2 separate regions of the Mus musculus genome follow, and region 2 is linked to region 1. Evidence: chromatin loops called from intact Hi-C (ENCODE). Cell type or tissue: heart. All regions are shown on one strand. Each heading gives the region's core, and the rest is flanking DNA. Links, peaks and the distances in the headings are about the cores only.

Region 1 (7,874 bases), core at 1,536-6,535:
CAGCTACAGTGTACTTACATATAATAAATAAATAAATCTTTAAAAAAAAAAAAAAAAAAAAAATTACAACTCTTAAAAACTGTATCCAGCAAAATAATCACAAATACCAACAAAAGTCATTTGGCAGAGTAAAGCACAAAAATCATCCAAATGTTACAACTCTGAAACTATGTATTCAGTGAATCACAAGCAGAACAGGTAAGATCATTATTAATATAAAGCATCCAAATATAACAATTCTAAAAGGATTTATTCAGTGAGGCAGACATCCAAGGCTAGTGGCATATTTCCAAGAGCAGGTTAATAAATCCTTATGGTCACTGCTCTTAACCGCCGGGCTAACTCTCTAACCCCATATGTTCATTTTTTATTTAACATCTAATGCCTGATTTTTTAATAAATGTTTGATGCATACATTTTAACTATTTTAATTCTTTCTAATTAAGGCTTTCTTTACCATATACCAAAACCAACTGCTGATGACACATGTGTAGCTATATGAAATTTCATTGTTGGGAAAGTTTTTTGTTTATCACAACAGTTTTGTAAATTATTTAAAAAGCAAAGCATTGATTTCCCCTGGGATAAGGTCATGCTAGTGACCCCATCTCGAGGGATATAGTTTCGTACCCACTATTCTCGCTTAAGAATCTGGCCTAGGATACCCAGGAACACGTAAGTAAGAAAAGGAATAAGAGAAAACAAAACAGATAGATTGCCATGAGAACTACGGTTCAATAATTTTTCTCCAGCAAAGAGTTCCACAACCGGTTCCAGGAGAGCTTCCTGTTTTAAGGTCGATCGCTTCAGTCTGGGGAACTTGTCACACAGATCCTATTGGAGGTGGTGTGGCAGAGTTTCAACCATTTCCCAACTAGAACAGATACCAAATGAGTAATCATATTGACACTGTGGATTAAAAAGAACACTGACTTCAGGCCCACACTGTGATGGAACTTGAAGTCATAAAGAAGACAGCTGCCACACATAAGCGGTGAGAGCTGCCGATAACTTACACTGAAATCCAAAATGCCATTTCCCCAAGCCTTGAGAAAGCCAAACTGCTTCATTCATCTAATTACTCTGTGGATACAGGATTTATTTGGGTTTGTTGTTGTTGTTGTTGCTTCCTTTGTTTGGTTTTTTGTTATTTTTTTTCCCAACACAGGGCTTGTCTGACAGCCCTGGCTATCCTGGAACATGTTCTGTAGACCAGGCTGGTCTTGAACCCAGAGATCCACCTGCCACTGCCTCCCAAGCGCTGGGATTGAAGGCGTGCGCCTCCCCTGCCCATCAACAGTGATACTGGAACAGGGACTTGAAAGTACTTAGGTTTTATAAAGCATGTGTTAGGTTTACAAAGTGTTCCCCTTCCCCTCCCAGTTTTTCACGTGAGTTTTAGAGTCCTCACATCCTGGCAAACTGTCTCCTAATTATTAAACATTAAAAGTTCTGTGGTTCCTGACTTAAAAGAGAAGAAGGTAGTGGGAAGGCCTCACCTCAGTCCTTTCAACAACTTTCTTCACTGGGGTCAGGTGCTGGGCATGATTCCCTAAGGCCAGCGCGCATCTCAGAACTTAGAGGAAGTGCAAGGGGTCTGCCAAGTAGCTCTCCAGGCTAACAGTAGGTGATCTGATGGATAAGCAGTACCAGGCTGTTCTCCACCCTGTGGCTCACCTCCCCCACATTCCACTCAGAACATGGGAAGGGCTGCTTCTCTTCATGAGAGACTCTCACAGATCCTCCTGCCCAGGCTCCACATGTTCAGAGACACACAGGGTCAGAGTGGATCTTCTGTGCCTTCCCCTAAAAAAAAATCTGATGATACTTTAGTTGCTCCATAATGGCAGTGGCCCAGAAGGCAGCAGATTGCCCAGGACACATATAGTCAGGTCCCCAAACTCGCACCCTCTTCCAGGCTATGGTTCCAGTTCACTGGATTCTCTGTGGTTTACAGGGTCTAAACAGGAAGAAGATACCATCTACTTTCATGCCACTGGGAACAGACAGGACAGTATGATATGACGCTGAGCAGTGGCCCCTAGCCACAGGCTCCTCCAGAATGAGGATCTGGAAGGAGTGGCCAGCCAAACAGAAGGGGCAGTCTGCCATGACCAAGGGGCTCTACCTAGAGGCTGCCTGAGACAAAGAGATTGTGGGTTCTAGCCCCTCCCTAAGGTTTCAAAGACTCAAAGTTCAATTCCCAGCAACCGTATGGCAGCTTACAGCACCAAACACTCCTCTCTAGTGGAGCATGATCCTGCCCAGAAGACACAGCAATCCCCAACTGGTCTTCCTGTCCCATGCATTGCATAAGGACAGTTCCATCTACCTAGGGTTATGCCTTCTCTCAGACCAGCCCTGCCAATGTGATGTAGAAAGTGGCCCCTCTCAGCCAGACCCACAGCTAGCAGGAGAAGTGTGCTACCAAGGCTGATCAAACCCACTAGTTTGTTTTTCTAGTTTGTGCTGCCTGACCAGCCAGCATTGAGGCCAGGCAGATGTGACTAGAGAACAAAGGATCAATTCTTGATTTCTGGGTTTCAGAACCCAGGCCAGGGGTTGAGGACCAGGAGACTACCTGTTAAGCAGAAGGCAAGGGCAGCCAGGGGCCAGGCTGGAGTGACCTGCAGTAGGGAGGGCTCCAGTCCAGGGGATCCCTCTTATGCACCCCTTTTAGCTCAGGGTTCAATGAGAACCTGTGGGGAGCGGGTGTGGCGGCAGTCCCAAAGGCGCCAGGGACTGCAGCTAAGTCATATGACTTGCACCTGACTTCCTCATATAAGACACAAACATCTTGAGTGCTGCGCAGGTGTACCAGGATACAGGTGAATCCAATTTGGTGGAGATTTGCCCCTGCTGCCCTGATTAGCTGAAGCCTTGTGACTGGCGAGGGGGTGTGGCCTGCGGTGCGTGGATGAGAGAGAGTATAAAAGAGTGAGAGGCCCAGGGTTCGGGGGAGATATAAAAACAGGGGAGATATAAACAGGGGAGATATAAACAGGGAGATATAAACAAGGGAGAGATATAAACAAGGGAGATAAAAACAAGGGAGATATAAACAAGGGAGATATATGGAGAAAGAAGAAACAGGACTGAATAAATGTGTGCAGAAGGATCCTGTAGCAGCGTCGTTCTTCCTGGCCTGTTGAGCGCGCGCAAGAAGAACCAACAGGAGGACCTATCTGGATGCTAATGGGTTTTCCTTTTTCCAGAGTTGGAGGCAAATATTCCCACCCAGTTAAATGCACGGTACACATCCCACAAGTCTTCTGGGATGTATCCTAAAGACTCACACTGCATCCACTCCCACTGTCCCAAAGACCCACGGGCCATATAAACATAAGTGTAGCTCGCACAACTACACTGCCTGAAGACTTAAGGTCCAGCAGCCTCCCAGTCTATAGATAAATAGGAGTCCAACTTCCCAGGGCAACTGTCCCAAGGCACACCTGTCTAAAAAACAACTGGATGATCACTCACATGGAAAGACCACTGCAGTCTATAGATAAGAACATCATGGGCTGGACTATATGCACCCAGGCAGGCCATCACCCAGCACAGGCCACAGTCAAGCCTCTTCTAAACACTGTCCAAGACTCGGAGCCCCTTCTTCTCTACTACCCTGACAAGCACTGTTCTAGAAACCCTGCAGCTAATCTCAAACTAGTCAGGAACATGCCTCCCATCAAGAGAAATTGAGACAGGTTTTACTGGGCATTACCCCCCACCCATAAAGACATAGCCCCAGCCTGACAAGTTCCACTCCACCTGCAGAAACAATATGCCCAGGTACTGGGAACAACCCACCCTGCTTCCCACCAAACCACAAAAGAGGAGCTGGTGAGATTGCTAAGTGGGTAAGAGCACTGACTGCTCTTCTGAAGGTTCTGAGTTCAAATCCTAGCAACCACATGGTGGCTCACAACCTCTGTAATGAGATCTAACTCCCTCTTCTTGTGTGTCTAAAGATAGCCACAGTGAGCTTACATCTAATAATAAATAAATCTGATTGGGGCCAGAGCGAGCATAAGTCCTGAGTTCAATTCTCAGCAACCACATGATGGCTCACGACCCCTTGAACAGCTACAGTGTACTCATATACATAAAAAAAAATCTTTAAAAAAAACACATAAGAGGAGCTGTAACTTCTTGTAGCTGTGAACTCACACACTCTTGCACATGTATCTGTTTGTGCTCTACAGACAGGAATCTATCCATGAATAATGGCCATGACTATCCCATGCCCTCTAGCTGTGAGTCTATGCAGGACATGTCCCAGTCTGTTCTCAGACCTGGGGCAGGAAATGTCAAGGACTTTTCAGGGACAGACCCGGCCCTAACCAGTGATAAGGGCCATGCTGAGGAAAAAATAGTTACCTTAGGACATTTGCACGTTTTTTTTTTTTTAAGAAAAAAAAAAAAAAAAAAAAAAAAAAAAAAAAAACATGATACCAGGTTCAGAGCTTGGATACGCCACCATGAAGGAGTGCACTAGGGTTAGTGACCTCAACACAGCAGCTCCACTGAAACTGGGCTTGCCCTCTGCTCCCACTGACAGCCTGGGGAAAGGGATCATCTTCAAATGCCTATGGGTCACCTACCTGACCAGACTTTGAGATTCTAGATGGGCAGCAATGAGGAGTTGCAACCAAGGTACCCAGCAGTGTCTTCTACATCACCTATATCCAGGGGCAGGAGCTGGTTCACAGTGGTTACCAGTGGGTAGTGTGATGGACCGGGAGAACATAACCTGGACCAGTAAGGTGTCCATGTCTGCAACCATACAAAGCACTGTCTCCTAATCATCTCGTATGACAGCTGTCCTCTTTCTGTGAAGCAGGCTGCTATGGAAGACCACATAGCCCCTTGTCGTCCTGGGCAGGGTCTGCACATGCCCAAGCCACCTCCCTAGGGCTGAGACTCCAGGCCATGCTTGCTCACATCACAGAGAAGCTGCTGATCCTCGGTATACTCCTCCCACCGTCCTGGTTAGGTAACGATGTCTCATATTGCAATGGTTTAGATATCTGGCAGTGGAATCCTAAACTTCTAATCCAAACACAATACCCTCTCCCAGCTTGCACACTGGAGACTTCCCGTCTGTGTGGAATGGGAGTAGAGTCCTCATGGTCACCTGTTCTAGCTTTTTAAGACAGGATCTCACTATGGAACCCTGACTGGCTTGGAACTCTCTATATCAGAGATCTGCCTTCTCTGCCTCCCAAATGCTAGATTACAAACCAGCATCACCACACCCAGCTCTCTCCCACAGGGAGAGACATCTTCTGACTGTAGGCTTACTCTTCTGTGGGGAGGTGTGAGAGACTACAGGCATTAAGGAGATGGCTGTGTCAGAGGCCTGAGGAGCCTGGAGTAATCTCATTGGTCAGTTAGCAAGTCCATTTTCCCATCTGTTTCTAACTAGGTTTTCTGCATGGGTGGAACTCACTACTCCACTGGTCAGTGGTAACAACATTAGATGGTTTGTTTTACAGCTACACTCTGCTACACCAACCATGCTCTATTTCACAGGCTCTAACTTCAAAATGCACTCTCTTCAAAACACAAAAGAAAAGCTAGAGGCGACCTAAGAAGAGACCCTTCCCCTGGGATGGATGAATCAAAGGGGGCTTCACATAGCTCATCAAGAGCAAATGGCAGCCCCTTCGCTTACCACATACCCTGTGAGCTTCACAGAACAATGCTCAGAGGAGCAAGAGGAAGGCTGGTCCTGGCAGGAAGGGCTCCACACGTACCTGTGTTGGGATCCCCACATTCGCTATAACCTATCTGTAGCACACTACAGGCAGGAGCTACAGCCTCTCACTCTTTGCTTGCTCACATTCCTAACACTAACTTTCTAATCCATGTGTGAAGACACATTGGGAATTCAGAGCACACTAGATGTGTGGAGAGATGTAATGAGCCACAACTTTACAATTAACTTTATGTGAATCATTTTCTAGCAGCAGCAAGTTGTAGTTCAAATTTTTTCCAGAAACTGATAGCAGGAAAAAAATATGGTAGGTGTATTCAGCCTTCCAGACTGCCAGGTCATGAGACAAGCCAAGTGATAGAGAACAGTGTGTAGACCACATGACTGAAAGTCGCTTCTATTGATTCAGTTAGGGAATTGTCCCATACCCAGAAAGGTCAAGCTCTGCACGCAATCATAGCCCTCCACACCTGTTTACCAACCAGACAGGTCCTCAAGAACAAGGTAAGCTGGGTGTAGTGGCACTTGCCTTTAATCCCATTGCTCAGGGGCCAGAAGCAAAGTCAGGGGCATGGAGGATCTCTGTGAGTTAAAGGTCTATCTATCTGGTCTACATTGTAAGTTCCAGAACAGTCAGAGTTAAGTAGAGAGACCCTGGCTCAAAACAAACAAAACCTGAGGGAATGGCCTGGCCGGGTAGACCACAGTTACCAATCCAAGGCCTGCTTGATATGACAGCAAATCCCACTCAGGCGTATGGGAATGAGTTGTGGTATTCTGGCTGACCATGGTAACTTATCTGGGGCTAGACAACTCTGCTGCAGCCCTCGGAGAATACATGCCACAGGGCAAACTGTCCAGTAAGATCCATCCAAGAGATCACGTGCTTCTCTTCCCAGAGATGGGAGGGAGAGGTATTGGTTCCCTAATTGGTTCTTGATTGTGTCAATAAAGGAGGCAGAAGCTAATTGTTGGGTGAAGGGAAAAAGATGGAAGTTTTGAGTACCAGTCAGAAAAAGGGGAAACAAAGAAAACAGAATTTGGATCAGGCTTTGGAGCAAGTAGGGTGGTGCAGACATGTAGGAGTGGAAATCTTAGAGTTTATAGCTTCTACTGCAGGCGGAGGGACAGGCAAGATGGAGGGAGCTAGTTGATAAGATTACGGCAGGAAATTTTTCGCCTAGCCATTGAGTTATCTGTCTAGTTTTAAGATAATAAAACTGTCTGGTGTTTTCTATCCACTGGGGTGGTTGTTGGTCACAGTTTGGCAAAGCTAGCCATGAGGGGATAGGGCAACAATCACAGCTCCAGGGGAAAATGACCAGAGGGCCATTAGCAAAGCTGAGTGAGACTGATGAGAGCCTTGCAAGGCACCAGGCAAGTAGGGATCTTTTAAAATTACGCGCTATAGAGATGCAACAAAGCAGGTCTCCACAGGCCACCCACCCCAGAGCTGGTGAGATCTGGCCTGTTTGGGAGTAGGGCAATTGCCCACCCACTTATTCTGTCCACAGGAGACAAAAGAAGGGCCTGGCAGCTCTATCTGATCTGTTTGCCCCCACAGAGAGGCAACCTTGTCCAGAGGGTGCTCAGAGCTGGCTCCTGGCTAGCAGTGAGAGTCAGTTACCTGGTCTATTGTGGATGACATCAGCTGGCAGGCCTCCAGGCCCACCAAACCTTCCTTCGCCTAGGTCCTAGCATCTTGCACAAGCTGAAAAGCTCCATTTAGGCCTGGGCAGGTAGAGTCTTATAGGGGTTCAGGATGCCTTTGGGGTCCAGCATGGCCTTGAGCTGTTGCATAAGCGTCACGGCCACAGATGGCTTGCTATAGCCAAGTACATCCTTCTTCTTGAAGCCCAGGCCATGCTCCGCACTGACACTGCCCCGCTGCTCCGCTGTCCAGGCATACACATAAGGTTCCAAGGCACCGAGCAACTCCCGGCTAAAGGCCTCTGCTGTCACGTTCAGGTGAAGATTGCCATCCCCTGGGAAACAAGGGAACAGTTAGGCTGAGCAGGCCTCAGATCTGCCCAAAGAGTCCTCCTCAGACATCACTGCCCCAACCCCCAGTCAGGTATCTGCACCCCATGCATCCTGGTTCTAAGCCACCACCCTTGGCCCATCCCTTCAACCCTCCAAGGCTATGAATGGCAGC
Region 2 (7,874 bases), core at 1,284-6,283, 90 kb before region 1:
CCACTGCAAATTGCCCAGTCGGATCCCAAGCTCCGTATCAGACAACTTGCAGGGGACTGTCCTCCCTCTCAGCCCTTACTGCCTTGAGATGCCACTGAATCTCATGGCAGATCCAGCTGTCCTTTCTGTGGGCCTCTCGGCTTCGTGTGGCTCCTGTCCTGTCTGGTCCCCAGAATCCCTCTCCATCCTCCTCCCATTCAGAGTACCACCCCGACCTGTCTAATAGCTCATCCCTGTTCCTTGGTACTAGCCCACAATATCTGGAAAGACATGCTACCTGTTGGGGTGACAGGGCAGGCAAATAATGAGGAAAGGACTACCAAAGTCAGAAATAAACCAAAAGCAACTTTATTCACCATGGGAAAACGCTTCTAACCTGTCAGGGTAGCCTCAGTCTCAGGAGCTGACACAACCACCTTGAAAGGTCGAGAGCAGCCTCCTCTTGAAGCATAAACCCACAAGCAGATGCCCAGGGGATAGCAAAGAAGGAATTTGTAAGTTGGGGGTTAGTTCTGCAGCCCAGGGTGTGGCAGATAGAGGATGTTGGTGCAAGCTCAAGGCTATTCTCTTTTTTTTTTTTTTTAAGATTTATTTATTTGTTATATATATGTGAGTACACTGTAGCTGTCTTCAGATACCCCAGAAGAGGGCATCAGATCTCATTACAGATGGTTATGAGCCACCATGTGGTTGCTGGGATTTGAACTCAGGACCATCGGAAGAGCAGTCAGTGCTCTTAACCACTGAGCCAACTCTCTAGCCCACTCAAGTCTATTCTTAGGCAGTAGTCTTATCTCAGCCTTTACGAGGCTCATGCCAGCCAGGTGGATTTATTGCAGCTGACAAGAATGCAGGGCTTAAGGGCATGCAGTAAGATGGGGGTAGCAGACCAGTGCCTGGAATTACTGGGCTCTTCACTACCCAGGATCCCCAGTATGTGACTATATCAGCAAATGACCTTTTTCCCACGTGAGGACAAATACTAACACACAAGACACGAAGAACAAACAGCTGAGGAATGCATTTGTGATGGCTGAACCCCATGGTCTCTGTGGGCCTTGAAGTCAGAGGAGAATTGAAGAAGCTGTGGAGGTGAGCAGAGAGGAACAGAGAGCAGTGTGGGTCTCTCTGCTCTCCTGGATTGTCGGTCGATTCAATGAAGCCCTGTGAGTACATATGGCGAATAAACCACACCAGGACCCGAAGGCAGATGAACTTCACCCAGGGTGATTGAAGGCTCATAAAGTTTGAGGGCACTGAGGACAGGGATATCCAGGATAGGCAAAGGTCATTGGCTGTAGGCCACCTGGAGTGCCTCGTTAGCATGAGGAAGCATTTCAGAAATCTCAGGTGCTGGCTGAACAAGTGTTTGTCGGAAGAAAGTAGATTGGTCCTATAATCTAATTGAGGTTATGTGACATTCCTCAGGAAGAGGAGTGTATGGGGGGCTTAGAACTCCCCAGATAAGGTCAGAGAAGGAGAAAATTCCCTAGTGAAGAGAGTCTCCCATATTGCACTTAGTCCAAAGGCTATCCCGTCAAGGTGGACTTAGACTTTAATTAACAGTTTTCCCACAGTGCAGAGAACAGTAGTGTGGGTTGTGGACAACCGATGTTTTGTGCTAGCTGGGGCAGCTAAGATCGCAGAATATTCCGACTGTGACATTGACTTGACCTTGAACCTGCCATATTTGCAACAGTCAAACCCTGACCCTGACCCTGACCCTGCAGGTGTAGTATCATGCAGCAGCTAGTTCACTTTCAGCCATAGCATCCTGAATCCTTTAAGACATGCTTTGGTAAACCTTACCGCCCTAGCCTCAGCCTCCAGGCGTGGAGGTCCGCCCATCCTATGTTCCCGCCTTCATGCTATCAGCCCCGCCTCTCCTCCCGTTCAAGGGACCCCTGCCAGTGCGCCTTATGTCATCACGTGGCCCTTGGGGCTCCAAAATTACAGGCTTTGCCCACAGGCCCCTAAGCTGCTCCCAGCTAGGTCTTTCCGGCCATCCTCCAAGCCCAATGACGCTGGGCACTGTCTCTAATCTCTACAGGCTTGTTCTTTCCCAAGTGCACTCTGCTTTCAAGGCTCGGAGATCGGGGGCTGTCGGCTCCATTCATCCATCTACAGAGCCTTAAAAGCTCTCAGGAGCCTCCGTGATGATGACCGTGGAGAAATAATGGACCATAAACCCAAAAAAAGTTTCTCCACAGGTGCCAACGTCAGAAATTTAGACTACAATCCCAGAATGGTTAGGGTCCACAAGCACCGCCTTCTGGAAACTTTGAACTACAATGCCCAGCTGTCTTCCGTAGGGTTTGGACAATTCCTGGAGCAAGTGAAAGCCTAAAGGTGCCTGTGGTCGCCGGGAAGCTAACTATAACAATAAGGAACTGGAGAGTGCAGGGAACAAGACCAGCTGGGTTCAGTCCTCGCCTGTGCCCCTGGTCACACGACGCTGGCCGAGAGCACAAACAGGATCCGAGGCGTAAGCTAGGGCTTGAAACCGTCCTGGTTTCTAGCACAGAATTACTGCGGAGTCCAGAGTCGCGAGATGCCAGAGGCCACACTGCCCAATGCCGGTGGTGACTACATTGAAGCCTCCTTGAGGCTGTGAACACATAAACACCGTAAAATCCTGAATATACTAGGGTGCACAGGCTCCTCAGTTAGGGAGAATGGGCTACATTACCCAGAATGCATGCGCGCGTCAGGCTAGGTGAAAACCAGAGTATTCAAGCCTGTCACCTAGCCCTAACCATTTCGCTCCTCTGGGCGACACTTATGTAAACAGACTCATCTGACCCTCACAAAAATCCTCCTGCATCAACCTTCAGATAGCTGAGATTACAGCTGTGCTCTTCATGGGTAACTGTGGCAGTTTTACAAAGTAGCGGAGTCCCTGGACATAGCTCTTGCCTTTGCCTGTGCTCAGGTGTTAGCGCTTTTCCTGTTGACTGAGAACTTGAGCATAGCAGTTTGTACTCTACCTGATTAGCTATGTCCTGGAAGAGGGGTTTCTGCACTACTCCATTTCGGTGTTCTGAGTTGCTCGGGCGTTCAAAGAGGGACACTTAAGAATGAATTAAGGGCTCCTGGCAGCAAGGAGATCAGCCTCTGTGGACTAGATCTCAAACAGCAGAGCAAAGGCATTATTTATTCATTGTTACACTAAAGCTGTTCTTTGAGTAAAACAAGTTCCTCATACCCAAAGCCCCTGCTCTAATGTTTTGGAAGGAAAACATCGCGCTGCTACAACTTTAGTCCTTATTGGTACAGTATCTAATAATGCAAGATGCTCTAGGTGTGCCAGGATTGTCTTGTGGCCAAAATCATGCAAAGGCTGTAAAGATCCTTCAAAGAAAAAAAAAAACCCAACTCTATAAATAATCATAGAAAACAACCACTGTTTTGCACAAAGATTTCTTAAAGGTCTAAGTCCTTCTAGGAAACCATTGATTCTGTTTACACTACATACAGTGATTCTCCTAAAAATTCCACTATAGTTCCAGCGTAAACACCCTGGAAATAAGTTTCTACACCTTTCCTGCTTAGGTGCACCACTAAACACAGGTTTATACACTATTCATAAATAGTCATAGCGTTGGGCAGTGTTGACTAGAGATTTTCTTTATGACCTTTGAAACCCTAACCCTAACCTTAACTCAAGATCCAACCTACACAGAAACCCTAAATACTAGCATTAACTCTCCTAAGCATCTATCCCTAACACTAAACACAAATCTACCTAACCCTAACCCTCTAATACAAACCATAACCCCAATCCTAACCTTTTAAACCATAGCCCAAAGGTTACCTCAGCCCTCTAAAAAGCATAACCCTAACCTGGGACTCTGAGAGTCCCCGCTTTTTCCGTGTTCTGCCACTAGGTGGGAGCCTCTACAAGCCATTGCTCGCTCTGTTTGGTTAGTCTTTTCGTCTCTGGAGAGTCTGCCGGTTTCTCCGGTTTCTGCCACTGGGTGGCACCGTCTGTACGCTGTGTGTCTTGATTTGTGTTTTTAAAATGTAAAAGTTAATTTAAAAAAAAAAAAAAAAAGGCTCCTTTCCTCTCCTGGACCAGAAATTTCCAGTCATATCAAATCCCAAATAGGCTCCTGAAGTCTCACACACACCCCACCCCCACCCCTGCCACCCAGGCCCCAATAGCCACCTTCACCTGGGCAATGCTTCAGGGACTGTCCATGGACCATAGTTCAAACATATAATGAAGTGTCTGAGAGATACCACTGAGCCTTACAAAGAGAGCAGACATTACTAGACAACTCTAAATCGCCCACTGATATAATCCTCCCACACCCAAACATTAAGGGTTTGTCTTTAAAACACTGTACCCTTGAGCTTGAACACCCAGAGACTTTTCAGATGCATAAGTCCATTCTTTCCTGGTCTGGCCATCAATACAAAAGGACTCATGCATTTTAATTGGCTTAATTGGCATGGTTATCATTAACTAGCTCACATGAATTATTTCTCTATCAATATTCACCCTAGGAACTCCTGAGAGACCAGAGCTTTTGGGTCCAGACTCCATCTTAGAGAACTTGACTTATAGTTGAACTCGAGTTAGCTAACAAGCCTGCAACTAGCAAGAGCTTCTAGGTTACTTCCCAACAAATCTACTCCTCCAGGGTACAAGCCTTCCCCTGGCTAACAACCACCAGTCAGGAGAAAAACAGAAGTTAAGCTTGTGGTTTGGCTCCCAGCCCCAGCCAATTATGTTAAAGGCCATAAAGCTCCCCTCGCCCCATCAATCAAATGTGTCCCAGGCTAGGAACCTTCTTGCTTGTTTGCTTGCCTCTATAAAATGCTTACCTAAAACTAGGCTCAAGGCTCCACCTTCCTGTCCTGCTTGAGTAAAAGACCCTAGTGCGATTGCATCAGAGTCGACTCCTTGGTGGTCTTTTGGGGTTTGAGAACAGGTACACCAACAGCTCAAAACAAATCTAGCCACGTTTGCTTCCAGGTGACCCAGATAGACTCTACCGTCTATTTACTCACCCACCTCCTCCATGCATTTTGGCATGGTGTGAACACAATTCCCATGACAGTCTAGATCACTACTACAGTCTGCCAAGTCTCTTTTCATAAAACAAACAAAAACAAAAAAAACAAAACAAAAAAATCCCTCCTGGGGCTCAGCAAAGCCACTAAGTCCCATACCCATCTGGAGGTCCCTATTAGATCAGCTTTCTCCTTAATTCTCCTGTGAGCATAGTTCTGTCTAGCCCAGAGAACTACAGTCTATGCATAGCTTCTCTTGCTCCTGGTTCCCTCCGTAGCACCTGTCCTATGTTGTTTTCAGTTCATGGACATCTACAGGGACTTCAGACAGAGATAACCAAGTGTTCCTAAGGGCTTTGAGAAGCCAGTCTATTAGGACCGGATTTCTCTCCCAGCCTCTTGGGTTTCGAAGCCTTTGCCTTAAGATGAGATGGGAAGTTACACTGCTATTTCCCTCTCTTCACAGCAGTAAGATGGGTCCCATCTGCTCTCATGTCCCACACCCTCACAAGGCAGGCTGCAACAGGCTCTTCCATTGCTTGTTTTAAAGCCTTTCCCAGTTCCAGAAGTTCAGGCACTGAACATTCTCTGATCATCCTCGTTTTTTCATATAGGGCCATTGTTCATACTCACATCCACACACTGGATGCAGGTGCTGGATGTGAGTATTAACAATGGTCCTATACGAAAAAACGAGGATGATCAGGGAATGTCTTCTATCAATAGCCAGGACCATGCACTCACTACTCCAAACTTACCTTGGGTTCTCTTATGTTTCTGTTCAGATGCCAATTATGTTGTGACAAGCTTTTTCTGGAGAGATGCTATACACACACGTGATGGCTATTCTCTGTTGTTAACTTGACTATATTTAGAATGAACTACAATTCAGAAACAGAGGGCACACCTATGATCCGGATCTTGCTGATGCAAGACACTGTGACTCTAGAGAACTCTAACTAATATACATGTCTACTAACATGTCTCATAATCTGAAGGTCATGAGTTTGATCCTCACACGGGGTCCCAGTTTGTCGACTCTCTGCTGGCAGGTTCAGGCGAGAGGAGAGAACCGGGTCCAGTAGAGTCTCTCTGGGGCTGAGCAGGATGGTAAGGCTCAAAACAAACACATGGGCAGGGAGTGTCAAAGCAGGAACTCATTTTATTGTATCAGTCTTTTGTTTATATAGAGTTAAGAAAGGAGGTGGGGATCTTTGATGAGGTGAGATGATGAGGGTATGAGGTGACTGTCAGGGTCAGTAAAGTTATTCTACATCAGCAGTAGCTAGGCAAAGGCAGGTTGTGCTGAGTCACTCCAGTACAGAAGTCAGGACAGGTCTCTAAACTCGTGCAAAGGCTCACTAGGCCTCAGTATCTGGCCAAATAAGGCCCAACACTCACCCAGATTGGGAGCCCACAACAGACCAGAGTACAGATACCACCATAGTCCAATTTGGAAAACTAATGAATTTTATTGGGGTTGCTTACAGGAATATGGGTGAAGGGTCACTTACAGGAGCAGAAATAACTCAAAGTCAGATGCATCACCAAAGACCACCCCAAAGCAGGTGAAGGCTCACAAAACCTGGAGCAACTACACAGCCTGCGGGCAGCTCAACAGATTGAAGAGCATCCTTTCCAATTGACTCAGTTATTGGTCTAAACCTCTTCCAGGCAGCTGATTGAGTCTCAGAATCTTCTATGCAACTTGACTTGTTTACTCTATCAGGGAGTATCCTAGTGAATCTGGTTGGTTTCAGGGAATTCCTGAAGCTATTTTGAGTTGTTTACTTCCTGGTTAAGGAGCATCCCTGAAGGATGGAATGTTCCAGTCTTGAAGGAAACGTTTATACAGCAAACCCTAACCCTCTAACCCTCACCCTGACCCTGACCTTAACCCTGATCTAAGCCTTAACTCCTAACTCTAAACCAAACTCTGTTCCTAACCTTAATTCCTAATCAGAATAAGAATCCTTCCCTAAACTAGTTGGGACCTTATTCTACAGCTAGCAAAACTTCATGACTCATTTACTCGGGGTTTGGTAAGTCCCTTAGGAGAAGGGAGACAAGAGTTGATTAAGGTCAGGCTCTTGGGAGGTGGTAGTACACACCTTTACTCAGGAGGCAGCACTCAGGAGGCAGAGGCAGGTGGGTCTCTGTGAGTCCTAGGCCAGCCTGATCTACAGATTGGGTTCCAGAACAGCCAGGGCTACATACAGAGAAAAGAAAAAAAGAAAAAAGAAAAAAAAAAAAAAAACCCAGGCTCTTGGCCAGGTTGTGAGCAGGAACCGACTGGTAGGGATAAGGAGAATTGAGAAGACTGGGAATGGGGGGTGGAGTATGAGGGGAGGGTCCTGAGCAATTCTCCATTGCATCTTACCAAGTTATCTAAATTAATTTAGATATTGATATCTGACGTTCAAATTTGAGCCAGCAGTGGCCATTGTCCAATGAAGTGAAAACAGTTAATATATGTTGAAGCCAGATTTGGACCTAAGTTAAGTAAGTGTGGTCAATCTGAGGTCTTCCAAATAGAACTCTTTAAGATTAGCCCGAGACAGGCTAAGGATGTGTCCTTCGGTGTTGATAATTTGGAACCCACAGCAGATGTGGAACTAAGTTAAAAACTGGGGTCAGACCCAGCTGTGGAGAGTTCTTGGAACTCTCAACTGAATGAATCTCAAGACTAGACTGAGAGGGGTTCTCATGAGTCCCCTAAGACCAAATCAGGATGCCTCTGAGTTAGATCCCATGAGTTACCTTGCCCTCAGCATGTGTCTGCTATTGGATGTTTGGTCTCGTCAAATGGAGAGAGCAGCCTCTTGTCTGGACATCAGACTCAACAGAAAAAAAAA

The links. A loop is a pair of places that touch in the nucleus more often than their neighbours do. Peaks named below come from ENCODE experiments on the same cell type or tissue, not always from the same donor. Only the 100,000 strongest peaks of a DNase experiment are listed, where the experiment ranks them.
Region 2: a loop joins it to region 1, with 2.8 times the contacts of the local background. A loop is called at or near these places in 20 of 42 quality-filtered maps.

What each region holds. Positions count from the first base shown.
Region 1 is chr1:93,985,390-93,993,263 of GRCm38, reverse strand. Gal3st2c (galactose-3-O-sulfotransferase 2C) reads right to left here and starts at 2,759. Exons shown (of 8, transcript NM_001039219.3): 1 at 2,582-2,759; 2 at 1,500-1,818. It also overlaps the pseudogene Gm7889. In heart, for the core only: a CTCF peak has its summit at 4,250; no DNase peak of the experiment used is centred there.
Region 2 is chr1:94,075,329-94,083,202 of GRCm38, reverse strand. No RefSeq gene overlaps it. Among named protein-coding and RNA genes, the nearest start is that of Pdcd1, 27 kb to the right of the region's middle. In heart, for the core only: a CTCF peak has its summit at 3,910 (motif pointing right); a DNase peak (open chromatin) is centred at 3,922; H3K4me3 peaks cover 805 bases; H3K27me3 peaks cover 972 bases.